Linked DNA regions of Mus musculus: regions 1 and 3 are each linked to region 2. Evidence: chromatin loops called from intact Hi-C (ENCODE). Cell type or tissue: left cerebral cortex. All regions are shown on one strand.

Region 1 (8,000 bases), 490 kb after region 2:
TGATGATGGTGATGGTGGTGGTGATGATGGTGATAATGGTGATGATGATGATGGTGGTGGTGGTGATGATGGTGATGGTGGTGGTGATGATGGTGATGATGGTGGTGGTGATGATGATGATGATCCACATCTTACAAATATGAATCTTAAGTAAGGAATTTTGAGCAACACTTAGCTTTTCAGAAAATGTGATCATTTTATACAGGACTAGTTTAACATTGAGCTTTAGTGAAAACAAATCCCAAATAAGAACAAAGGCCAGAAGTAGGGAACCAGAGGGATGTAGCCCACAGAGGGTCTTCTGTGGGGCTTCACTTGATGAGGGAGTACATCTGGAACCTTGATTTGTTTGTAAGCCATAGAAATGCTGCCCTCCAGGACTGGCAGCCATGGTGCTGGTGGAAGTCCAAGGTAATAATGGCTGCATACCGCGACAGCTGGTAGAGATACCAGGCCTGGGCAGGGGCTGGGATTGCTCATTAGAGAGCTCTGAAGTTTAAATTCACTTCCTGATGAATATTTTGGCAGTGCCCCTTGTCTTGATTTTTGCTGGGTGTGCAAGAAAAAAAAAAAGGCAGAGGCTGCATAGATGGTGTGAGAATGAAGACGCCCTTCATAGATGGGAGATGATGTAAGGGTTAAAGCGCCCTAGGGAGATGATGTAAGGGTTAAAGCGCCCACTGGCACCAGCAGAAGGGCCTGAGTTTGGATCTGCGGCACCCAATGAAAAGCTAGACACTGTGGGGGCTGGAGAGATGGCTCAGCAGTTAAGAGCACTTGTTTTTCCAGAGGCCCTGAGTTTGGTTTCCAGGACTCATACGGTAACTCACAACCATAACTACCGTCCTCAGGAATCTGATGCCCTCTTCTGACCTCTGCAGGCACAAGAAACACACATGGTGCACATACATTCAGGCAAATACTCATGCACATAAAATAAAATCATCTAAAAATAAAAAAGCCAGGCATTGTGATCCACCCTGCACTGGGTGGAGGAGAGGAGAGGCGATCCTTAGATCTATTAGCCAGCTCTTCTAGCCAATAGTGAGCTCCGTGTTCAATAAGGGACCCTGTCTCAAAACATAGAGTGGAGAGTAACTGAGGAGGTCAGCTCCTGTTAACCCCTGGCCTTCATATGGACCTATGTGCACATGTACCTGCGTACACACACATACACAACAGACACACACACAGACACACAGAGAGACACACACACACAGAAAAACATACAGACAAACACACAGACACACAGACACACACACACAAAGACACATACACAGACACACTCACATACAGAGAGACACAGACTCACACACAGAGGCACAGATATTCATACACAGAGACACATACACAGACACACTCTCACACAGACACACACACAGACACACTCACACAGACACACTTACACACAGACTCACTGACATACACACAGAAATACACACAGATATTCACATAAAGAGACACACACAGATACACATGCAAGCACACAGATACACACACTCACACATAGATACACATACTCACACATAGAGGCACATACACAAACATAAGCACAGACACACACTCACACACAGAGACACATACACAGACACACACACACTCACACACAGTAATACACACACACACACACACACACACACACACACACGGAAAGAGGAAGGGAACCCCCATATGGACTTAGTAAAGTGACTCAATGCTACTGACCGGCATTGAGCGTATGAAAAGTTTTCTGAGATGGCCCATGAAGACAGATATGAGCGCCTTCTAACTCAATCTTCTTTTCCAGATTTCTCAGCTTTTGAGCAGAGTGGACTTGTCCATCTCAGAGCAGAGCACCAAACTGAAGATGTCCCACAGGGACAGCAACCACCAGCTCCAGCTCCTGGACACTAAGTAAGCCACCCGTTTGTAAAGGCTTTTGTCACATTCTTCCTGAGACCATGAAATTCACATTTTCTCCCTCTTGCTTTTATTTAAAAATATAATGTCTAAATGTTGTCTGTCTTAAATATTTATTTTTATTTATGTCTGTGTGAATATGTGCACATGAGTGCAGTGTCTACAGAGGCCAGAAGAGGGCGTTGGATCCCCTGGAGCTGGCGTGAACAGCCAGATATGGGTGCTGGGAACTTAACACATGTCCTCTGGAAGAGCAGCAACTGTCCCTAACTGCTGAGCCCTCTCCCCTGCCCACCTCTCCGTTTTTATTTACCACACAGAGTGAAAATAATAACAAAAACTAAAGGAAACAGTTTCCATGTGGCAACAGTCACCTTTTCTTCATAATGATTGCTTCTAGGGGCTGGGTGATGGTCCATTGCTTCATTCAATGTGTCTTTGGTTCATTTGTTTTATTTTGGTGTGTATATGCATATGTGCATGTGTGTAAATGCGCAGGGGTAGGTTCAATGTGCCCATGCGGGCATGGGTGTGTGGAGGTGACCATCAACATTGGGAGGCTTCCTCTACCTCTCCTCACCTTATTTATTTTATTTTACTTTGAGGCAGAGTCTCTCACTGATTCTGTTAGATTACCTGGCCAATAAATCCATCTTTCCATCTCTCCAGTGCTTGGATTATAGATGCAAGCCATCTTGCCTAGATTTTACACGGATTCCGGGCATCCAAACTCAGGTCCTGTTGTCTGGGCAGCAAGCACTTTACCCACTAAATCACCTTCCTGACTGCTCGTATATATTTGTGGAGTACTTACTCTGGTTCTAGTAATGAAGGAAAAACAAAACAAAACAGACCTTGTTCTTCAACCTGAAGAGTGTACAGTTTAGGGAGCTGATGGCCAGGTGTTAGATAAGGGCTTAGGCAGAGTGTTATTTATTATTAATAGTGCTTCAAGGGATATACCTATATCCCTTGTGGTTATGTTAGGTTAAATAATGGTTCCCCCAAATCCTCCATATGAATACATTTATTAACTTTTGGGGATAAAAGGAACTTGGTGGGTGTGTTTCAGTGTCTTCAACTGGGAATATAGTCCAGGAGTCAAGTGCTTGACTAGCAAGACCGAGGTCATAGGTTCAATCTCAGTATAAGAAAATTAAAGCCTTTTAAAAGATCTCTATATGTACACAATGGTAGACATGTTAAGGTCAGACTATGCTGTGTGGTCAGTGATCCAGGACAGACAGGGCAGCTCTGACAACCCAGTGTGGAGCCTCTACAGTTCTAGTCCTGCTTTTCCCAGCTGCTACAGAGGGAAAACCCAGGGCAACAGCTGTGTCTTGGGGGATGTAATCAGAGCCATGTATGTACTTCATGTACTGCCAATCATCTGAGTCATTGGTGCGCTGCACTGTAACTATTACGTTTCTCATTGCTGGGACCTGACAAAGGCAGCTCAAGTAATGAAGATGGCCATTTGGCTCACAGTTTGAGGGAATACCATCCACCATGGTGATGAACATGTGGTAGCTGGAGCACAGGAGAGCTAGTCACATTGCATCTATAGTCAGGGGTTGAAAAGATGAGTGCCGGGGCTGGAGTGATGGCTTAATAGTTAAGAGCCATCCAAAGGTCCTGCTCTTCCAAAGGTCCTGAGTTCAATATCCAGCAACCACATGGTGGCTCACAACCATCTGTGAAGGGATCTGATGCCCTCTTCTGGTGTGTCTGGAAATAGCTACAGTGTACTCATATAAATAAAATAATCTTTAAAAAAAAAAGGAAAAGAAAAAAAGAGGAAAGATGAGTGCTTGGTATCCTGTCTCCTTCCTTCCTTCCTTCCTTTTTTTTTTTTTTAATTCATGGGACTCCAGTCCATGAGATGGTATTTTATACATTTAGAGTGTGCCTCCCCTCTTCATTCAATTCCTCTGGAAACACCCTCACTTAATGCTTCAAGGTGTGTCTCCCAGATGATTCCAAATCAAGTCAAGATGACCCAGGAGATTAGCCATCATATCCATCTAGCTGCAAGGGAGGCTAGAAAATGTGGTCTCTAGCTAGGCAGCCATGTACTCCAGTGACATGTGACACTATATAAAACCAAAAATAGACATTTCAGTGACTCTAATGGATTTTTTTATTATTTAAATTGTACTTCTATGTTTATTACACCTCTATACATAACTATATATATTCTATAGTTTCATTACATGCTAATTCAAATAAGAAGAAGGTGATTAAGGGGAACATACATTGATAGTTATTTTAAGGGCTCTGGAGGGAAAGGGGACTAGAGGAATGGATTATTGTAAGGGTGCTTTCTTTTGAGACAAAGCATCAAGTAGATTAAGCTACTATGAATTCACTCTGACCTTTAACTTCGACTTCTCCTGGCTTTGCCTTCCAAGTTCTGGGATTGCAGGTCTGTTCCATTATGCCTGGTTTATTTCCTACTGGTTTAGATTAGGCTATGCTCATATGGAGAAAGAACAATAAAAGTCAAGAGAAAGAAAGAAATCCAGCCTCTAGTCCTGGAGGATACAAGAGGCAAGGAAGAGTATATGAAAGGAGAGGATGTTGAAAGGGGATAGATGAAGGATAATATGTCCTCTGAGCAAGGAGTACCACGGACCCTTAGAACTGCAAAGATGATCCCCTGGCATGTACTGTGCCACCTAAGTACCTGCATTGCCAGTTCCTATGGGTAGGAGCATCATTAGGTGTCTTTCTGTTGCTTGCTTCCATCCTGCACCAACTTCATGTTGAACATGGTCCTAAGAGAAGGAAAGTATGCCATTCCCATTGAATTGATGTTATGTGATGTTACGTAAAACTGTTTTACGTTCAGCTTGTTCGCACACCTCTCCTTTTCTTTCTTTTCTAATGGTTTAGATTTAAAGGCACCGTTGAAGAGCTCAGCAACCAGATTTTGTCTGCACGGAGTTGGCTGCAACAAGAACAGGAGCGGATAGAGAAAGAACTTCTGCAGAAAATAGACCATCTCTCCTTGATTGTTAAGGAAAACAGTGTAAGTGTTGATGCTTTTCAATAATAGGTATTCAGTTGATCAATGTCTGATCAACACCTAGGGACTTAGCATACATTTATTTGGTGCCTCCCAAAGCTGCTTGGGTATTCCCCATGTTCCTTCTCTTTTCCCTTCCCTCCTTTCCTTCTTCCTCTCCCGTGTCCCCCTTTTCTCTCTTTCTCGTCTTTCCTTTGTTCTGAGCATCAAACCCAGGTTCTCATACCTGTTATCTCAGTTTCTTTTCCTGTTGCTATGGGAAAATACACTCACAAAAGCAACTTAAGGGGCTGGAGAGATGGCTCAGCAGTTAAGAGCACTGATTGCTCTTCCAGAGGTCCTGAGTTCAATCCCCAGCAACCACGAGGTGGCTCACATCCATCTATAATGGAATCTTATGTGTCTGAAGATAGCTACAGTGTACTCATATACATAAGATAAATAAATAAATCTTTTTTAAAAAAGCAACTTGAGGAAGAAAAGGCTGATTGTGGCGCACATCCTCTCAGTGGGGAGTTAAGGCAGCCGGAACATAGCACAGCTGGTCGTGCTGTATCCATGAGAGCGGTGAATACAGGCCTCAGTGCTCAGTTCTCTTCCCCATTCACACAGTTCAGGATCCCCACCAGGGAATGGTGCCACCCACAATGGCTGGGTCTGTCCACCTCAAGCAAATAAAAATAACTCCCCACAGTCGTGTCCAGGGGCTTGGCTCCCAGTTGATTCTAAATTCTGTTACAATTAACACTAACCGTCGTATCTGTTAATTTTGAACTTTGCCACCCAGCCATGCCCCCCATTTCCTGTTCTTCATATTATTCATAAAGACAGGAAATGCTTTGTTTTTATATTGGTTAACAAAAGACAAAGTAAAATTTTCAGCTACCGCTTTTAAGTCACAACCTTGACTTAAATGATCCCGATTGTCTATCACACATTTCTAAGTAAAGCTACAATTACTTACTTGATCTGTTTTTCTGTTTTATTAATGATTTATTTATTTTTATTTCGTATGCATTGCTGTTTTGTCTGCATGTATGTCTCCTGGGTGAGGGTGTTGGGTGTGGTGTTCTTTGGACCTGGAGTTGCAGACAGTTGTGGGCTGCCATGTGGGTGTTGGGAAATGAATCCCGGTCTGGTGGAAGAGCAACCAGTGCACTTAACCACTAAGCCGTCTGATCTCCTTTCTCTTTGTTTTTAATGTTGTGACTTAGTTTTTGTTTTCACCAATGTCGAGTGGCTCTCTGTCCCTCCGGGCCCCTTCCAATGCACTGTAACTAGAGTGTGCTTGGACGTCAGACCAGAACACACTATTTCCTTTTCTGTCTACTTCTGCTTCCACTGGCTCTCTCAAAGAACTAATTTTTGCAGAGCTACCAAAAAATAACTTCAAAGAGCTTTGCATTTATCACACTTCAAGCCAGTAGGCTTAGAAGCCAGTGCTAGGAAGGCAAATTGTGTTGGGTTCTCTTTCCTTGTCCGGCTTCGGCTTCCTCCCGTGGGGCTTGGGCTGAGCAGAAGTGGCCAGTGTGGTTTGCCTGTCTGACTGCTCGGTCCTGATGCTGAGCCATTTGTTGAGTGGCAGGCTCTGCATCAGTGCCATCACAGGATTGCTGTCACGCTGCAAAATCACACCTGATGAAAGGCTTCATGCTCGTCGTTTGACCACTAGAACCTGTGGATGCAGTTTCACAAAGCGTAGGCCTAGTGGACCGTACTACTTTGAATCCCTCCCCCCAGTTGTCTCCTTTGCTGTGCCTTGACTCACCCTGACATGTTTGTGAAGTTCTGAGCCTGTGACTGACCATTTGGGTTTTTTTTTTTTTGACCATTTGGTGGCTCTTCTAAGATGGAAGCTTCCTTCTCTCTCACGGAAACACATCCAAGTTTGCATTCTCCGGGACCCCAAATGACTTAAAAACTTGTCAGTCTTCAATAACTCAGAATCCTTTTAGGTTAGATTTCTGCCATCCTCAAGAGTAGCACTTGTCGCCACGATTCAGGATGGTTGATAGAACTCCAGCATTGACTGAACAGCCATTGACAGAAGGGAAGGGGAAAGAATTAAGGATATATAGCAAGTGTCCTTTAACTTTTTCTGAAAGCAGCTACATACACTTGTTCTTACACTTCATTGGTTAGATTACATGGCCACACCAAACTCAGGAGACAGAATAAAATGTAGTTTTTTTGTTTTTGTTTTTGTTTTTGTTTTTTTACTCTGGGTGACCTTTGAGAATGGATACGGGATGGATAACCAGCCACTGTGATTCTGGTGCCTGCAGATGGTTGAGTCCTCTGGCTGATGTGAGACAAGGTGACCACTCTTCTTTTGCAATAACCAAGTGCAATTCTTATCTTGGACCTCAGGGAGCCAATGAAAGAGACGTAGAGAAGAAACTCAGCCAGATGTCGGCCAGGCTTGACAAAATCGAAGAGAGTCAGAAGAGGAATGCTGAAGGACAGAGAAAGCCGGACGAGGAGAAGGTGCACGGGCGGATCAGCAAGCTGGAGCTACAGATGACGGAGGACATGAAGGAGATGAAAGCGGAGGTTAATGCCGGTAGGCCAGACCCCACGCAGCTCATGTGGCTTGTCTGTCTAAAAAGCTATTCACTGAAATCTCTGAAACAGAGACTGAGCTGGCTTAAAAAAAAAAATCAGCAAAATGTTCCTAGTTGCTATTCTAAGTAGCTGTGCAGAATTTAACAAATTCATTCATTTATTTACTTATTATAGCGGTGGGAATTGAACTCAGGACCTCACAGTTGCTAGACAAGCACGTGCTACCAGGGAACTATACTCCCAGCCCTAAAGTACTAGTTCAATTGCAAGTCTATGAAGAGCCTCCATGACACACAGCAAACAAAAAATGGTTAACCCGCACATGACTGACATTTTCTTATTTTCGTCAGCGCTAGCTACCTGCTGATTCCTCTCTGTTCGTGTACATGTGAGGCACGTCTGAGAGCTTCTTCAGCATCGCTGGCTGTATGCACACGGCACATGCGTGTGGAGTTAGTTCTGTGGGGCCCAGCAACGGGACTTAAGCCCTCAGGCTTGGCAGCAAGCG
Region 2 (8,000 bases):
GTGTAAAACAGACCAGACTGTAAGGAGCCCCAGACCAAACACCGTCCACAGAACAAGTCACTGGTGCTTTTTGGACCACACATGGCATTGCTATGCAGACACAGCACAGGAGTAAACAACAGGATAGCAAAGCAGTAACTGCTCTCAACAAGGGTGCGAGACAGAGGGCAGGAGAGACACCACTGACACCAGAGTAAGCAGAGAGAGATGAAGCTTGCTCCTCAACCTCGAAACAGGCTTGAGTTGAGTGTGTGGAGCTGGACTAGTAAAGGAATGGACCGTAGCCTCCTTGACTTACTCAGTGGTAAGCTCCACGAGGTTATGTGCATGGCCTCCTCCATCTAGGACCCACTTGTAAGAATGCTAATTGTTAACTTACAACAGGGAGAACAATCTTACAAACTAGCTGCCAGCTCAGGCTTCTGCAGACTCGGTTCTTAGGAAAGGTTTGGGCATTCCTGGGGATTTACTAACTGCAATGTAATTTCTCAAAAACTCTAATAATCCTTAGGAAAAGGACTACCCAATTGTATGACAAGATTAGCCACTCACCTTGAGTGTTGGGTTATCATGCCTGCTCCTGCTCGGCCATCACCCATTCGTCTTGTGTCATGGTAGCTAGGCCCCTGAGAGGGTGGGCCATGCCACTCTTTCCTTGGTCCACTTGTGTCCCGTCCATGACGTTCCACGACATGTCGTTCTTCAGGGTAGTGCTGGGAAGAGCAAGTGAAAAGATGAGTCCTGGCCCCTTAGTCCCATGCACTGACTGACTCACTCTGCTGTGCTTTAGTCTGAGAATGCACAGATGAAGGAGTCACCACCTCTCCTGGCAGGAGTTCCTCAGGACCTTTATTCCTGTGTCCACAGCCACTACTACTCCAGCACTATTTGGGCACAGGCATTTCAAATGCCTGGATAGATCTCTACATCTACACAAGAGGTCAAAAGTTAACGAGTGACTGAGGATGGGCATGGTCAAGCTAGGACAACAGTTTGCAAACAGATTCAGAAAGGATTCCTGTTTTATCCAGTAGGACTCAGCGCTGAAATCTGAACATGTGCTCCCTTATGGCTATACAAAGTATGGGGACACAGGAAAACAAGTATTTGTAGAACCAAGAACAAGAAGAAAAGCCAACGGCTGCTGACCTCCAGCCTAGGCAAAGCTGTCAGCATCCACACACTTAAGATACAGTATCAGCCACACAACTGACCGACATTATAAACTTCTCTGACAAAGAAGCCAGGCTCTCCTCCTCAGGAGACTTTTCTGAATGTGGAGTGCTGGTGTAGAATAATTTCTTAAGTTCTGGTAGAAATAAAACAGTAACTGCATCATATAATTTTAAGTTTTGGCGAGGGTCGCCAGGTTAATGAACTCGTGTAAACATTAATATGAAGTGCTGACACATTAATACTTGATAACCATGAGAGCAAGAACCTACTTCATAAATGTGCTGGATGAAATGATGTATAGTGATATAGTTCATGACAAGATTTTAAAACATTTTCTGGTTAAAACAAAATTTGTATCACTGAGGGCTGGAGAGGCTTAGTACAGAGAGTATTTTCCATCTAAACATGAGTTCGAGCTGAGATCCCTAGAACCCAGAGAAAAGCTGGGTAAGAAGCCTGGAGCTTTAATCCCAGCACTTGGGAGCCAGGGGTAGGTTGATCTCTTGAGTTTAGGAGACAGAGAAATCCTGTCTCAAACAACAACAACTACAACAACAACAAAGAGGTTGGGGGAGAAGGAGGAAGGAGGAGAGGAGGGAGGGAGAGAAAGAAATTAACAGGGTAAGAGTGGCAGCTGCCACTGGAAAAAGTAGAAACACAAGGTCCCTGGAACAAGCTAGCTAGCTTGAGCAGCCATAATTGAAGCTCCAGCTTCAGCAAGAGACCCTGACTCAAAAAATAAAGTGAAAAGCTACTGAGGATAGCAAACATGCTTATTACATGCCCATGCCAACACATGGCAAAAGATGATCTAATGAAACCTGGTGTGTATTCAAGTGTATAACACAAACACGGATCCAAATTCTGTCTGGCATAAAACTTGTAACATAAAAAATGTATTCCCATGGGCAATGATGGCACACGCCTTTAATCCCAGTACTCAAGAGGCAGATCTCTGTAAGTTTGAGGCCAGCCTGGTCTACAGAGTGAGTTCCAGGACAGCCAGGGCTACACAGAGAAACCCTGTCTCATAAAACAAACCACTCATCAAAAGCATCTCATATAGGCTGGCTAGAACTCAGCAGCTAAGAGCACCAGCTGCTCTTCTGAAGGACCTGGCTCAATCCCCGCCCACTCACATCTGTCTGTAACTCTAGTTCCAGGAGACCTGAATCCCAAAGGCATAAAAATGGCACACAGATATATAAAGGCAGGCAAAACACCCGTAAAATAAAAATTTGATTTTTAAAATGAGAGAAAAACGTAAGCATCAACAGGTAGCTTTCGGCAGCTTTTACCTGTGTTCCGCTTCCTCTGTCAGCAATGACTCCTCGCTCTCCCTCTCGGGTTCCATAGCCTGAGGCACTACTCCGATTCCCGGGGGGCGCTCCCCTCACAGTGTGTCCAGAGACTTCTCTCCCAGATCTTTCTGGCCTTTCAACTCTGTTAACATAGCACAAGAATCAAAACCTCACTTTATATTCTTAAAAACTCAAATGCACAGTAAATGCACAGTATACCATGAAGAAATTACTAAGAACTACCGTGACTCCCGTTTCTCTGTGGACATATTCGCTTCGCTTTTCCAGGAAGTTGGTCTAGAAGGATTGGGCACAGTCTCTCGAGGGTGTCTGGGGTGAGCGACCTCAGGTCGGTCATGAAGGATTACTGTTCTTCTCTCGTCTCTCTCCCCTCGGACCTCTCGTCTGTCTGTTTCTCTAAGTTCATTTCTTGGTGGTGGAGGCTCATTTCTTCTGGAATCACTGAAGTTTTTAGGGTACCTTTCAAAACTTGGCTCTTCTCTTCGGGCTGCTGGTCTCGGTTTCTTTCCTTCACTTTGACCAACAAACCGTTCCCGTCTATTGAAGAAAAACAAATACAGGTCCTCAGAAGTGTTGACTTGCTCAGATTCTCAACTTGATCTGCATAACCTATAGTGATGAAACCTTCTTTTAAGGGAAATTATGGCAAGGCTGCCAGAAAAGCCCTCATTACTGCAATGATCTTCTTTTAAATTGAGCTGTCTAATACAAAGGCTGGTTTGTTTTTCAGGAGAGATTTTATCGGTGGAGTCACTACCAGCCTGCATGGTTTACTGTTACAGCCATGGCACATCCAAAATTAGCATTCCCCATTCACACATTCTATTGTTTTTTATGGGGGAGAGGCTCAAATGGCTGTGTAGCCTTGGCAGGTCTGAACTCCTGACTCTTCAGCTCCTACCTCCCAAAGCCTCTTTCCAGTTGAAGGTAAGAAGACCACAGCACTCTCCCACCAGTGAAAACCAAAACTAGACACACAGTTTGTTCTGAACACTCAGTGTGGACTTAGCACTTCACTAAGATCTTACAGAGAACCAACGTTGGGACTAGCAAGGCTCCTATCTCACTGTAGTGTCCACCAACCTTTCAAAGGATGACTGCACAGATGCAGTGTCAGGAAACCTGGCCCGTTCTCGGTGACTGAAGTCAAGGAACCTGCTCTGTTGACGATAGTCAGACCCATGGCCGAATCGTGCCTCTGTATCTAGAGATAACTTTTTATTCTCGCTCCAGTAAGGGTCATCTCGCCTTGAAGAGAAATTTTTGCTCATTTATATAAATTATTTGATAATTACCAAACAGCGTTCTTTTGGATTCATAGATATGTTGGAACAGTCAACAACATAAAAGGCTACTAAACTCAAGATACAACAGTGAGTAGCAGGGACAGAACTAGCTGTTAAATCCCGTGTCATAAATATGAGGAGGAAAGTATTGAAACACTGTCGGTTTTTTGTGTGTGCACACATGTAAATGTGTGTCTGGGTACACACACCTGTGCGTGTGGGTCATGTGGCTGCCTCCACCTTACTTCTTAAGACAGAATCTCTCACTGAACCTGGAGCTCACTGAATGAACTAGACTGGTTGTCCCGAGAGCTCCAGGGATATCTGCCTGTCTGCCTCTTCAAAGCTAGGATTACAGGCACATACTTCTGCACTCATCTTTTTCCATGGGTGCTGGGGATATAAACACAGATCTCATGCTTGCCCAGCAGTCACTCTGCCCACTAGGTCATCTTTCTAGCCTAAACTTCCTGTTCTTACATCTTCAAACAAAAAAAGAGGAAACTCCTGACATCGTGTCATAACGGATTCTAAGCAGCAGTTATCAGTTATTCCTTTTTCCCCTTAAAGTGCAGGGGATGACCCCGGACCTGTCTCATGAAAGGGAAGTACCCCAAGACCGAGCTGCATCCTTAGCCTCAGCAACTGTGACCCTCACAGACGCTGGAGAAGACCAGAGCACCCATTTCTCCACTAAAACAAAAAACAAACAAAAATCTAAAGTGCTCAGAACTTGTACTAAGAAAACTATATTAAAAAATTATATTTTAAACTCTACCAAGGAAGCATGAATATAAACACACCAATTCATGACTTCCATTTGTTTATTCTCTGCCTTGGTAAGTATTTTAAAGGCCTGACTTTGAGAACTATCAACCCTGATTATGTCTGTGTCGCTCCAGTTTTAATAAGAAGTCATCTGGTGTGAGAAGAGGCAAGCTAGAGAAAGCAGACCGCTCCTGTCTGCTAGCGCACGCCAGACCGAGAAAGAAGAAAGGAAGCAGCTACCTATGGTCTACGTCACGTGGGCGTTTCAAAGAATTCCTTTTTTCTTGTTCATAGCGAAGCTGCTGCTGCTGCCTTCTGAGCTCCTCTCTCTCCCGAGCAATCCTTTCAGCTTCCCTGCGCCGCTCCTTCAGACACACGGGAAGGAACCAGATACAAAGTAAAGACAGAAGGTAAGTGTGCATCTGGGCTGAGAAGCCATCGCAAAGAAGCACCAGCTAGAGCACATACCTGGGACACATACATTACATTTGAGTCATCTAGACTACAGCTACTGTTGGGTGACAGCAAAAGAACAGGGCTGAGGGGCGGAGACTGGTGAGCGTGTGGGGGAGGGTCAGAGGTCATTTAATAAATTGACTTAAGCAAAAGCACCTAAAAGGAACGAGTAAACTAGGTTTTCTTAAGTGCCTTAAGCCCTGGGTGGCAACTATGCAGAGAGGCATTGTTTTCTTCCAGCCTTGGGTAAGGACTTACTTGTTATTTTTTTTTTTTCTAAGTCTGGGGTGGTGACAGAGCCTGGATTACAACTACTCTGGACTCAGTCCTATGCTCGTACTATTAGGCTGCCATTATACTGCAGAGCTACAGGCTACTTGCAATCAACAAGGAAGTCGCCATTCAGCACACTTAACTAGTGTCAGGGGCACTTCAGTGCTCATTCGGAGCTACAGGAGCTTTACAGGAAGTAAAGCAAACTGGAGGGCAAAAAAATGACAGGGTTTGCAAAGGTGAGTTGTTCAAGATGAAAAGATTTTCTGACTGCACCTGTTCAATACGAATGCGTTCCCTTTCCAAGCGTTCGCGTTCCATTCTCTCTCTCTCTAGTTTTTGCCTTTCAATTTCTAGGCGCTCTCTCTCTCTCTGTAAGCGTTCCCGTTCTTCCCGTTCACGAATTATTCTAATGCGTTCACGCTCTCGACGCTCTCTTTCTGCAATCTCTTTTCGTCTAACAAAAATCAGTATTTAGAAATACTTAAATTATGCTAGCACTGTGTGAAAAATAATAGCTTTGAATTTGAATTTTTCCTCGTGATTGGCAATTTTAAATCCCACATTAATCTTAATAATTTTAATGTAATTGGAAAGAACGCAAAATAAAACTTTAAACATATTCCAGTATTATATTTATAGGAGTGTCCACTAAGCAGCTAAATTTTATACACTATTTGCCTATTAGATAATTTAGTTAAATGAAAATACCACCATAGTAAAAACCCATAATTGACATTTTTTTTTCCCAGAGCTGAGGACCAAACCCGGGGCCTTTCTACCACTGAGCTAAATCCCCAACCCCCAATAATTGACATTTTTAAAATGTATATACATTTATAAAACTACAATTTTTCTTCTGGTTTTTTTTTTTTTTTTTTTTTTTTTCTGTGACAGAGTCTCACTATGTAGCTCTGTCTGGCCTCAAACTCACTATTTAGACCAGGCTGGCATTGAACTTGTGGCAAACCTCTTGCCTCTGTCTCCAAGTACTAAGATTATAGGTGTGTGCCATCAAAACTGGCTCACTTTTATCAATTATTTTCCACAGAAAATTTCTAAAATCTACCATATATCATTATCTCCTAACATAAAGTATATACTTTATTCCAATAGCTTGGCATCATAATCACAGGCAATTGTAACAGATGTTCTAGAGCAGACGACGTGCTGAAAGGCTGCTACAGTAGACGGGTGCAGGGACCATGCTTTTTAGTCAAAGGCAATTTAGTACAAACACATAGTGGACCTTGCTTAATGCTTTTTCTTTACTTCTTGACCCCAGGTAAGCAGCTTTTATATTTCTTGCACACATGCATATTTGCTTTAGTAATTCAGTATTCTCGAAGGGTCAGTGCTATTCCCTTAAAATCTGACGTGGCATTTTAACTGAACAAGAAGTTGGTAGTCTGTTACTACCATTCGGTGTGTAGAGACCAAGAATTCTACACCACTCGGTGTATGCACTCAGTGCAGTTTTACAGACCAAAGAACACAAGCTACAGAGCAGAGATTAACTAATACTCTTAAACCCTCTCCTATGCCACAGTGGACAGCTGTGCCCTTGAGAAAGAACAAATGCCTTTAAAAGGTAGTCTAATATTTAACTATTTTTAATAAATGGTTGGCTTGTTTATTTGCTTCAGCACAGGTTTATATAAATTTTTCAATAACACAACTCAAAATTTACTTTTTTTAAAGGGGAGGGATTATATTTTGTTGAGGGCTTTACTCAAGATTTGTTAGCATTTCAGAAATCATGTTTAAATTCCCTCATTTCTCCTGGAACACTTCTATTGGTACATGACTCACCAATACAACACACACACACACAAAAATATCCGCCTATATCTGTAGCTTTCACATACTTAGTGAGTCTAATAAAATACAAACATCTGACTAGTTCAATATATCTTCTACACATCTAAACATTTATATATATACATATATACTATATGTGTGTATACACACACATTACAAATCATTTTCTTTTTTATATTACTGCTAAATCATTACATTGATTATAAGCAGATAAACTATACATTTTTCCCCAGGAAGTGAAAAGGGCACACTTTAACATTTTACTTTAAAAGGGTCACTGGGCTAGATGTACTAGTGCATGCTGAAGTGTTGATGAAGGTGTGTTTTGCAACGAACCATTTTCTTTAGCCATAGGCAATGGCTTTATTCCTAACCTGCAGCTTTTAAAATTCCTAACATCTGAGACATGAGTGAACTCTGTGCTAGGCAGATTTAACAGATTAAAAGCACACAATGAAATATGCTCTCAATATTTCATGTGGTATCCAAACCCAGGAATGTGGATATGACCTGGAATTCTGGTGGGTTTGTTGATATTGGCACTAAGAATGGAAGCATCTATTTTTGGTTTTTGGTATGTTTCAATGGGGACAGAGTAGGGACTGCACTAAAGCTCACAGAGCAACTAGCCTTCACTTAGAAACTAATGCAAAGAACCTTGAAGGTCCCCTCAAACCGTGACAGCAGTTCAACTCTGTAGCTTACTCTGATACTATCTGGAAGTTATCTCCTCCTTTAAGACATAATTTTTATGGCAGCAGCTTTGAAATAGAGGAAAGAGCACTGGACTTGGAGTAAGACTTGGATCTGAGTCCTGACTCTGCCACTCATTAGCTCATTGCATTGGAAGAGTCACTTAGCCTCTGCAGGCCTCTGTGTTTTAGTATTACATAGCGGG
Region 3 (8,000 bases), 130 kb after region 2:
ATAACCTGAAGATATTAGCGTTGTAAAAGCTTTTGTGTGTTTATGCTTGGAATTTTTTTTTAAATGCCTGATCCATTACTAACTGACTATCTATCCCAGTGTCTTTGTTCAATCTCCAGCCTTAACCTTGTGCTCTCTTCGTCTTTGTTGTCTTCACCAGTTCCATTTCCTAGTATAGGTACAGGTACTCCTGCCGTCTCTGTGTGTACATGTTACGTGTTTCCATTCTACATTCTTTATTATTAGAGTTATTTATCTTTTTTAATGTGTGTGCATGCGTGTGTGTATGCCTATGCATATTCACACCAAGGTGACTGTGGGAGTTACAGGGCAGCTTGGAGAAGTCAGTTCTTTTTACAATATGGTGTCTAGGGATTAAACTCAGGTCTTAAAGACTCAATGGTGCCTGGCGGTGGTGGCGCATGCCTTTGATCCCAGCACTTGGGAGGCAGAGGCAGGCGGATTTCTGAGTTCAAGGCCAGCCTGGTCTACAAAGTGAGTTCCAGGACAGCCAGGGCTATATAGAGAAACACTGTTTTGAAAAACAACCAAAAAAAAAAAAGACTCAGTGGCAAGTGCTTTCAACCATTGTCTGGCCCCTGTTTTTTAATTTTCTTCTGACTTCTTTCAGAGTGATGAGAGATGCGCTATATGCTTGGTAACAATCTTCTTATGCCTGTCTTCTTCCCAGCCTTCTGTTTCATAATTGCAGTATTCACCTGCCACCAGGAAGCTGATGATTCTCATTCTGTGATTTTACACCCTTGTCCTTGTTTTAAAGTTTATATTCAACCATCCTTGGACATCTTCCTTGGACCATTCTGGAGTCACACCTTTAAATTCATACTCAAAACAGCTCACTTTTGTAGCCTGTGCATATACTTGAATTATGCTTCCCATCTGCAGTATTTGCATGTTCAACAAATAGTCACTGAGTTGATAATGTGCTACCAGGTGTTTTTCTCCCAGTGTGATTAGATATCAATCTTCATTTGAACAGATTAACAGATTACATATGGCATGTGCGTCCCCTCCACAAATTAGTTTTATCTGAGTTTGGACAGAAGAGAAAATGAAAGGATTGGTAGATAGTGGTCCAGCCAGATACTCATTGAGGTGGATGCTGTGACTTCTAGTTGAATATACCCATAAGACTTCAGTATTGGAAAGTATTACTGGTTTAAGGGATTTAGAAGATTTTTTTTTTTTTTTTTGTAGCATAGAGTGGAAGAATTCATATGGTATTTTTGAAACTTTATTGCTAAGAAATATTAAGAAAAGATAATCTCTTGTCAGTCCATGATACATATGAACTCCCTGCAGAATTTATATTCTCAGAAAAAACATTCTGAGACACTGCACAACATTCCATACTGTGTGTTAAGCACATGGCACCATTATATTCTTTTTTATTTTAAAAGTTACACCATTGATGTGTGTGTGTGTGTGTGTGTGTGTGTGTGCACACATATGCACACACATGTGCAGTTCATAAGACAACATGAGGCAGTCATTTCTCTCCTATCATGTAGGTCCCAGGAATCTAACTTAGGTGTTCTGACTCAGTAGTGATCCCCTTACTATGCTGATTAGTCTCACTAGCCCAGTATCACATTAAATTCTTATTTCCAGATTGATACACAGTACTTATTTTTATGCAGTGGTATTTGATCATTCTTTGCATTTGTTTCTGTTTCAAGATGACGTGAGGAGAACTGCATCTAGTGCTGTCCCAGAAAGTGGTCCTCCTGCAATGCCAAGGCTACCTTCTTGCTGCCCCCAGCACTCACCATGTGGAGGGACATCACAGAGCCATCATGCATTAGCACACCCACACTCAAGTTGTTTTCAGCAGCATGGCCACCATTTTCAGCATCACCACCATCACCACCATACTCCCCACCCAGCTGTCCCAGTTTCTCCTTCCTTCAGTGACCCTGCTTGCCCAGTGGAAAGACCTCAAGTACAGGCGCCTTGTGGAGCAAATAGCAGCTCTGGTTCCAGCTACCATGACCAGGTGTGTGGGATTTACAAGTCACTTCCTCCCTCCTCCCTTTCCCCTTTCCCTTCCTGTTTTAAACTTGTGTTGTGGTCATAAAGAAATCGAAAACCCCAGTGATATATTTAGTGTATGTGTTGCCAAAATAAGTTTGTCTATAAACTAAGCCATATTCTTGAATGCAAAAATGACCTAATTTAGTGAGCTGTGAATTTTTAAATTGAGTCTTGGTATACAGAAAGTTTAAATTATTGCAGACAGTTATGGGGGAAAGTAGACATGATATTTATTGTAAAATTTACTTATTGGGCCATGTAGATGGCATGGTGAGTAAAGGCACTTGCTGTCAGGCCTGACCTGAGTTCAGTCTCAGGAACCCACATAAGTTAGAAGAGAGAGCCAATTCCTACAAATTGTTCTTTGACTTACTTATGCATGAATGAGCACCCCCCCATACACAAAATGCAATTAGAAACATAAACAAACCCAAAAGATGTATTTTAGGGAACTCAATGTAACTTTGACTTGTCATGTGGCTGAACAAAGCCAGGATAGAGCTGAGAAAGGCTGTCCTGCTGTGCCTCCTGACCTTCCTGAAGCACCAGGTTTTGCCTTTTAAATTTTTCTGGCTGTCTCTTTGGGGATCTAACTTCTTAACAGTAATGAAGAGGTCTTCTCTGGTGGGGATTTGAAGAGTTTAATAATGACCAAGATTTAAGATGTTTTGCTTCTTTTCTGTTAACAGTTCAGGGTATTAATAGGTTGTCTGAAGCCATTGTGCTTCTGAGGAAGGAGGTGTGTGAAAGGCCCTGCTATGAAGGAAAGCTTCCTTTTACTAGCAATGGGTGTTGAAAGAAGAGTAGATTTAACTAGAGTTGTCGGCAGTGGTGAGGTAGCCCCCCAGCTTCCCCATTCATGGGAGAGCTGCCAATAAGTGAGTTTATCATATACTACTCTTGTTGTAGTTGATAAAGAATACAGCTGGCTAAGAGATAACTTTAGTACTCAAGACACAGCAGGCAGATCTCTAAGTTACAAGACAGCAAGGGCTATACAGAAAAATCCTACCTTGAAAAAGGAGGGCGGTGGGGACAGAGTCAGACAGAGAGAGATTGCTAACCCCAGTACTTAGAGGCAGAAGCAGGTGGATCTCTGAGTTTTAGGCAAGCCTAGTCTACATAGCAAGTTCCAAAATAGCTAGGAATATGTAGTGAGACATTGACTCAAAAAATAAAAGATAAAGGTATAGGAAAGATTGAATTATATAAACAATGCTTCCTTTTGGCTGGAGTCAGTAGGTGCCTATCTTTACCAGTTCCAGTCACATTAAAACAGTGGTTCTCAACCTGTGTGTCATAACTCTTATTGGGGATTCGACAACCCTTTTTTACAGGGGTCACCTTAGACCAGTGGAGAAAACAGGCATTTACATTACACTTCTTAACAGCTACTCCTTAAGAAGTAGCAATGAAAATAGATTTATGATTGAGTGTCACCACAACATGTGGGACTGTATTAAAGTGTTGCAGCATTAGAAAGGTTGAGAAGCACTGTTTTAAAGGTTGGCTTATCTCAAAGCTGTCTCATGGACAACGGGCTGGTGTTGGTAGAGATGAACCCCTGGAATTGCCCTCTCTGTCTCCTCATTGCTGAGATTATAGGTGTGCACTTAGCTTTTCCTCTTGGTTCTGGAGGAATCAAACTCATATCCTCATGCAGAGCCATCTTTCTATCCATGTTTGACACTGTTCAGGGATAAGATCTTTACTATAGGCTAGGCTGGCCTTGCTTCTCTTACCTGAGGGCTAGAGTGACAGGTGTATTAACCACACTTGGTCAAATCCATTTTGAAAACTACAGCTGTACTGAATCTAACTCGTAGACATTGTTTTAAAATACTGAAAAATACCAACAACAAAAATAAAAACCCAATAATTCTTACTTTATAATCTACTGTAGAGTAAGATGAAAGTATTTACTTAGGGTTTTACATAACTAACACATAGTTATATATATTTCTCTATATGATATTTTGATACATGTATAGCCTTCATGTCCATCACAAAAGTCATCATTTCCATGTAGGGAACATGAAGACTCTTATAGTTATTCTGAGATACTCACTGTTGTTGGCTATAGTTACCCTACTGTGTACCTTGAACTTTGCAAACCACATGCTTTAATAGGAGAAAATGTTAATTCTTTCTAACTCACTCTGTATATATATCAGGCTGGCCTCTAACTCATAGAGATCCTCCTACCACTGCCTCATAAGTGTGGAACTTGAAGCTGTGAGCCACCATGCCCTCCTTGGTTTTGTTTTGTTTTTTCACTGTTAGAGTTTTAGTCTGTTATAAAACAATGTAGAAAATTTTGACAGATTGTTAGTTGAATTCTAATACTTTCAGTGCTGTGATAGCATACTATCTCTGGTTAGAACTTCAGAGTAAAGCAGTTGTGCTTTCAAACCTTCTGTTCTTAGTTGTACATAATGTAAGAGAAATCAATCTTCAAATTGTTTTCAGATTAGTGTGTGTGTGTGTGTGTATGTGTATGTATTCTTGCTTGTCTTTATATACCTCATTAATGCATTAATGTCCAGGGAGGTCAGAAAAGGGCATCAGATTCTCAGATCCCCTGGAACTGGAGTTTTAAGCAGTTGTGAGCTACCTATTTTGGGTGCTAGAACCTAGGTCTTCTGCAAAAGCATCAAGTTTCTTAGACCAGTCAGCTGTCTCTCTAACCCTAAGAAATAAATCTTACAGTAACATTAGTTAAATGCTTATCTTGTATTTTATACTCAAGCCTTATACAGTATTTTCTTTGTGTTTGGTTTTTGTCATAGAAAGATTTGTGTTCCCAAATTTATTGAAGACTTTGTTTTCCTAGAGAGAGCTCTAGCAATGTTTGTCGTGTGATAAGAAATGATGTTTTCATGAAACTTTAGAAAGGTAAACTCTAATTGTTCTTTACCCAGCAGGCATTGCCAGTCGATCTGAGCAACAGTGCTCTCAGGACTCATGGAAGTGGGGGTTTCCATGGTGCATCTGCTTTTGACCCCTGCTGCCCTGTCACATCTTCCCGGGCTGCAGTCTTTGGCCATCAGGCTGCTGCTGCCCCGACTCAGCCATTATCAATAGATGGCTATGGCTCCAGCATGGTTGCCCAGCCCCAGCCCCAGCCCCCTCCACAGCCTTCTCTTTCGTCATGTCGGCACTACATGCCACCTCCGTGTAAGTATGAATCTAGGGGGCAAAGAACTGGAATATGGAAATGGGCCATTGTAATTCCCCCATGGAATTACATTGATTCTAGTTTATGAATTTTAGTAAGCTTATAAATGAACTTACTTATTTTTCCCATACAACTATCTATGAAATCAAGATGTATTGAGTGGTACTTTATATTCTTTGTTTGTTTGTGTTTTTTTGAGATAGGGTTTCTCTGTGTAGCCCTGGCTGTCTTGGAACTCACTTTGTAGACCAGGCTGGCCTTGAACTCAGAAATCTGCCTGCCTCTGCCTCCCGAGTGCTGGGATTAAAGGCGTGCACCACCATGCCCAGCTGGTACTTTATATTCTTAAGCAAGACAATTTTAAGGAATTTGGCTTTAATTTTTAAGAGTATGAAGAAATCTGAAAGTTTTGTAGCATTTCTAATCACAGTAAAGGAAATTTGTTCAAGAACTTTCAAATTTTATTCAAAGAATTCTGAGTCAGCTAAGACATGGGGGGGGGGGTGTGCTGTAACGAAATGTCTTGCCTTTTGGAAAAAGAGTTGTATAACTCATTTGAAATGGACAACTACAACAGAATCAGGCATGGCAGCTATAAGGAAACTGGAATCTACTAGATAGGTTAAAACTGGTTATGTTCCATAGTACTTTGTTTGAATCTTAGCTCATTATAAAACAGAAGCTTAACAAATACTGTGATAATATCTTATGCTGAGAGTAAACCAGCAAGTTAGTAAGGAAGCTGTCTTTTATAGTGGTTCTGTGCATTTCAGTTATTTATCTTGAGTTTCTTCTACTTCAGTAGTAAAATCTCATCCTTGTAGACACAGCTGGTGGAATCAGGCCAAACTTTGAATAATAAAACTAATGACATATTGTTTGAGTCTCACTATTACAACGTAAAATACAAAGTTTGAGTTAGAAATGTTTAGAGACAGACTTTGTTTTTCAGAGATTTGATGAGTTAATGTGCGCTGCTCTGTTACACTGCTGCTCGTCCTCAGTCTGCCCTTCCTAGTCAGACCTACTGTGTGCTTCCCATCCTTCCCTTTTATCTAATAGGCCGACGATGTAATCTGACCAATAAAGATTGATGTTTTTGACTTAAAGTTCTTTTATCTTTATCATAAAAGTGTGTCATGTAAATTCTACAGTGTTTAAACCAGAATATTGTAAAATGAAAAACTAAAAGCTCTTTTTCCTGTCTCATTAATCTTAGTTGCTCAGAGGTAGCAACTCTTTTTTTTTTTTTTTTTTTAAATTCTTTTTTTTTAATATATTTTTTTAAAGATTTATTTATTTTTATTGTATATAAGCACACTGAGCTGTCTTCAGACACTCCAGAAGAGGGAGTCAGATCTCATTACGGGTGGTTGTGAGCCACCATGTGGTTGCTGGGATTTGAACTTCGGACCTTCGGAAGAGCAGTCAGGTGCTCTTACCCACTGAGCCATCTCACCAGCCCCCGCAACTCTTTATAGAGTTTAATATAAAAACTCCTAGAAGTTTTCTTTATAGTTATACAGTATATCTGCCCTTTAAAAGAACATGAGCCTTTTCATTATATAGCATTCTGTGCTTTTCTTTGATTTAACAATACATTGTTATTTTCTCACCATACTAACTCATAAAACTCAGTAGTGTTTATGGTTTTTCACTCCTTTACTTTTTTTTTTTTAAATTGGAACATCCTATTATATTAAATCTATTCTCTCTTGATGAATATTTAAGTTGTTTGCATTGCAGTTACTCTAGTTTTTCTATAGCCAAACAAATACACTGTCAGTACTGTTAAATTTCCCTCCATGGAATCATCCAGTTTATATTTGTTATTGGGAGCTCTGTGAGCGAAGGTAGGATTTGATTTTTCCCATGTGAGAGACGTCTTGACTGATGGCCCTGTTGCTTTTCCTCATTGTAGTGTATTTGTCATCTGTGTAGGTTCCCTGCCTCCCCATTTCCCTTTAAAAACATTCGTAGCATCATTTATGTATAATACATGTTGTTCTAATATCCCCTTTTCATTGAAAAGTGGATAGAAAAAGCACTAGAAAAAGTGGTTGAAGGAAAACAATTGGGTTTTACATGAAATGATGGTCTGAGTGGATTTCCCAGATCTGATGAGTTAGCTTAGTGACTTTGGGAGAGTTATTTAACACTTTTATTTTCAGTTTCTTCACATTAGCAAAATGGGAATAATTCTGATTGGCTATAACTTACAAAATTTTGATCCAAATGACTTAAGTTGTACCCCACAAATACTGTTATGTTAGGAAAAAGTTTCTTTGCTTTTGAAAGTTCATGGTCTTACGTAAGCAATGAAACTACTGTGTTTGGAAAACCATCTTTGAAATGTTTTGTGATCTATAAAGCCGTGCAATTAAATGTTAGAAATAAAGCTATCTGCTATTATGTAGGAAGGAATTTGAGTCAGAGTCTTAATTATGTGCCCTGGTACTCATGAGCTACTTTCTGCCAGTCTTGTAAGTTCTCAAATACAGGTATGTAGTGCCACATGAAAAGAGGCTCCTTTTTAGTCATTGAGCCATGGTGCACACTGTGTGACTGTTCAATGTAGGAAGTATGGAGTTATGCAATCTTGATATTATAAGTGACAAGTGGAGCTTTTGGTCTTTTTTTGTTTTTTGCTTGGTTTTGAAGACAGGGTTTCTCTGTGTAGCCATGGCTGTCCTGGAACTAATTCTGTAGACCAGGCTGGCCTCGAACTCAGAAATCCGCCTGTCTCTGCCTCCCAAGTGCTGGGATT

What was found. A loop is a pair of places that touch in the nucleus more often than their neighbours do. Peaks named below come from ENCODE experiments on the same cell type or tissue, not always from the same donor. Only the 100,000 strongest peaks of a DNase experiment are listed, where the experiment ranks them.
Region 1: it touches region 2 in a loop (3-fold over the local background); 2 of 42 quality-filtered maps call a loop at or near these places.
Region 3: it touches region 2 in a loop (2.5-fold over the local background); 5 of 42 quality-filtered maps call a loop at or near these places.

What each region holds. Positions count from the first base shown.
Region 1 is chr9:70,092,981-70,100,980 of GRCm38, reverse strand. It overlaps Fam81a (family with sequence similarity 81, member A), which reads left to right. Exons shown (of 9, transcript NM_029784.2): 6 at 1,787-1,893; 7 at 4,795-4,930; 8 at 7,298-7,490. Among named protein-coding and RNA genes, the nearest start is that of Gm39369, 14 kb to the right of the region's middle. In left cerebral cortex, CTCF peaks have their summits at 2,060 (motif pointing right) and 3,606 (motif pointing left); no DNase peak of the experiment used is centred here.
Region 2 is chr9:70,581,670-70,589,669 of GRCm38, reverse strand. Sltm (SAFB-like, transcription modulator) reads right to left here. Exons shown (of 21, transcript NM_025690.4): 15 at 5,558-5,738; 16 at 4,793-4,917; 17 at 3,582-3,746; 18 at 2,721-3,035; 19 at 2,475-2,619; 20 at 553-713. Among named protein-coding and RNA genes, the nearest start is that of Sltm, 43 kb to the right of the region's middle. In left cerebral cortex, no CTCF peak of the experiment used is centred here; DNase peaks (open chromatin) are centred at 2,309 and 4,835.
Region 3 is chr9:70,447,518-70,455,517 of GRCm38, reverse strand. It overlaps Rnf111 (ring finger 111), which reads left to right. Exons shown (of 15, transcript NM_033604.3): 7 at 1,701-2,017; 8 at 4,977-5,232. Among named protein-coding and RNA genes, the nearest start is that of Gm24615, 24 kb to the left of the region's middle. In left cerebral cortex, no CTCF peak of the experiment used is centred here; no DNase peak of the experiment used is centred here.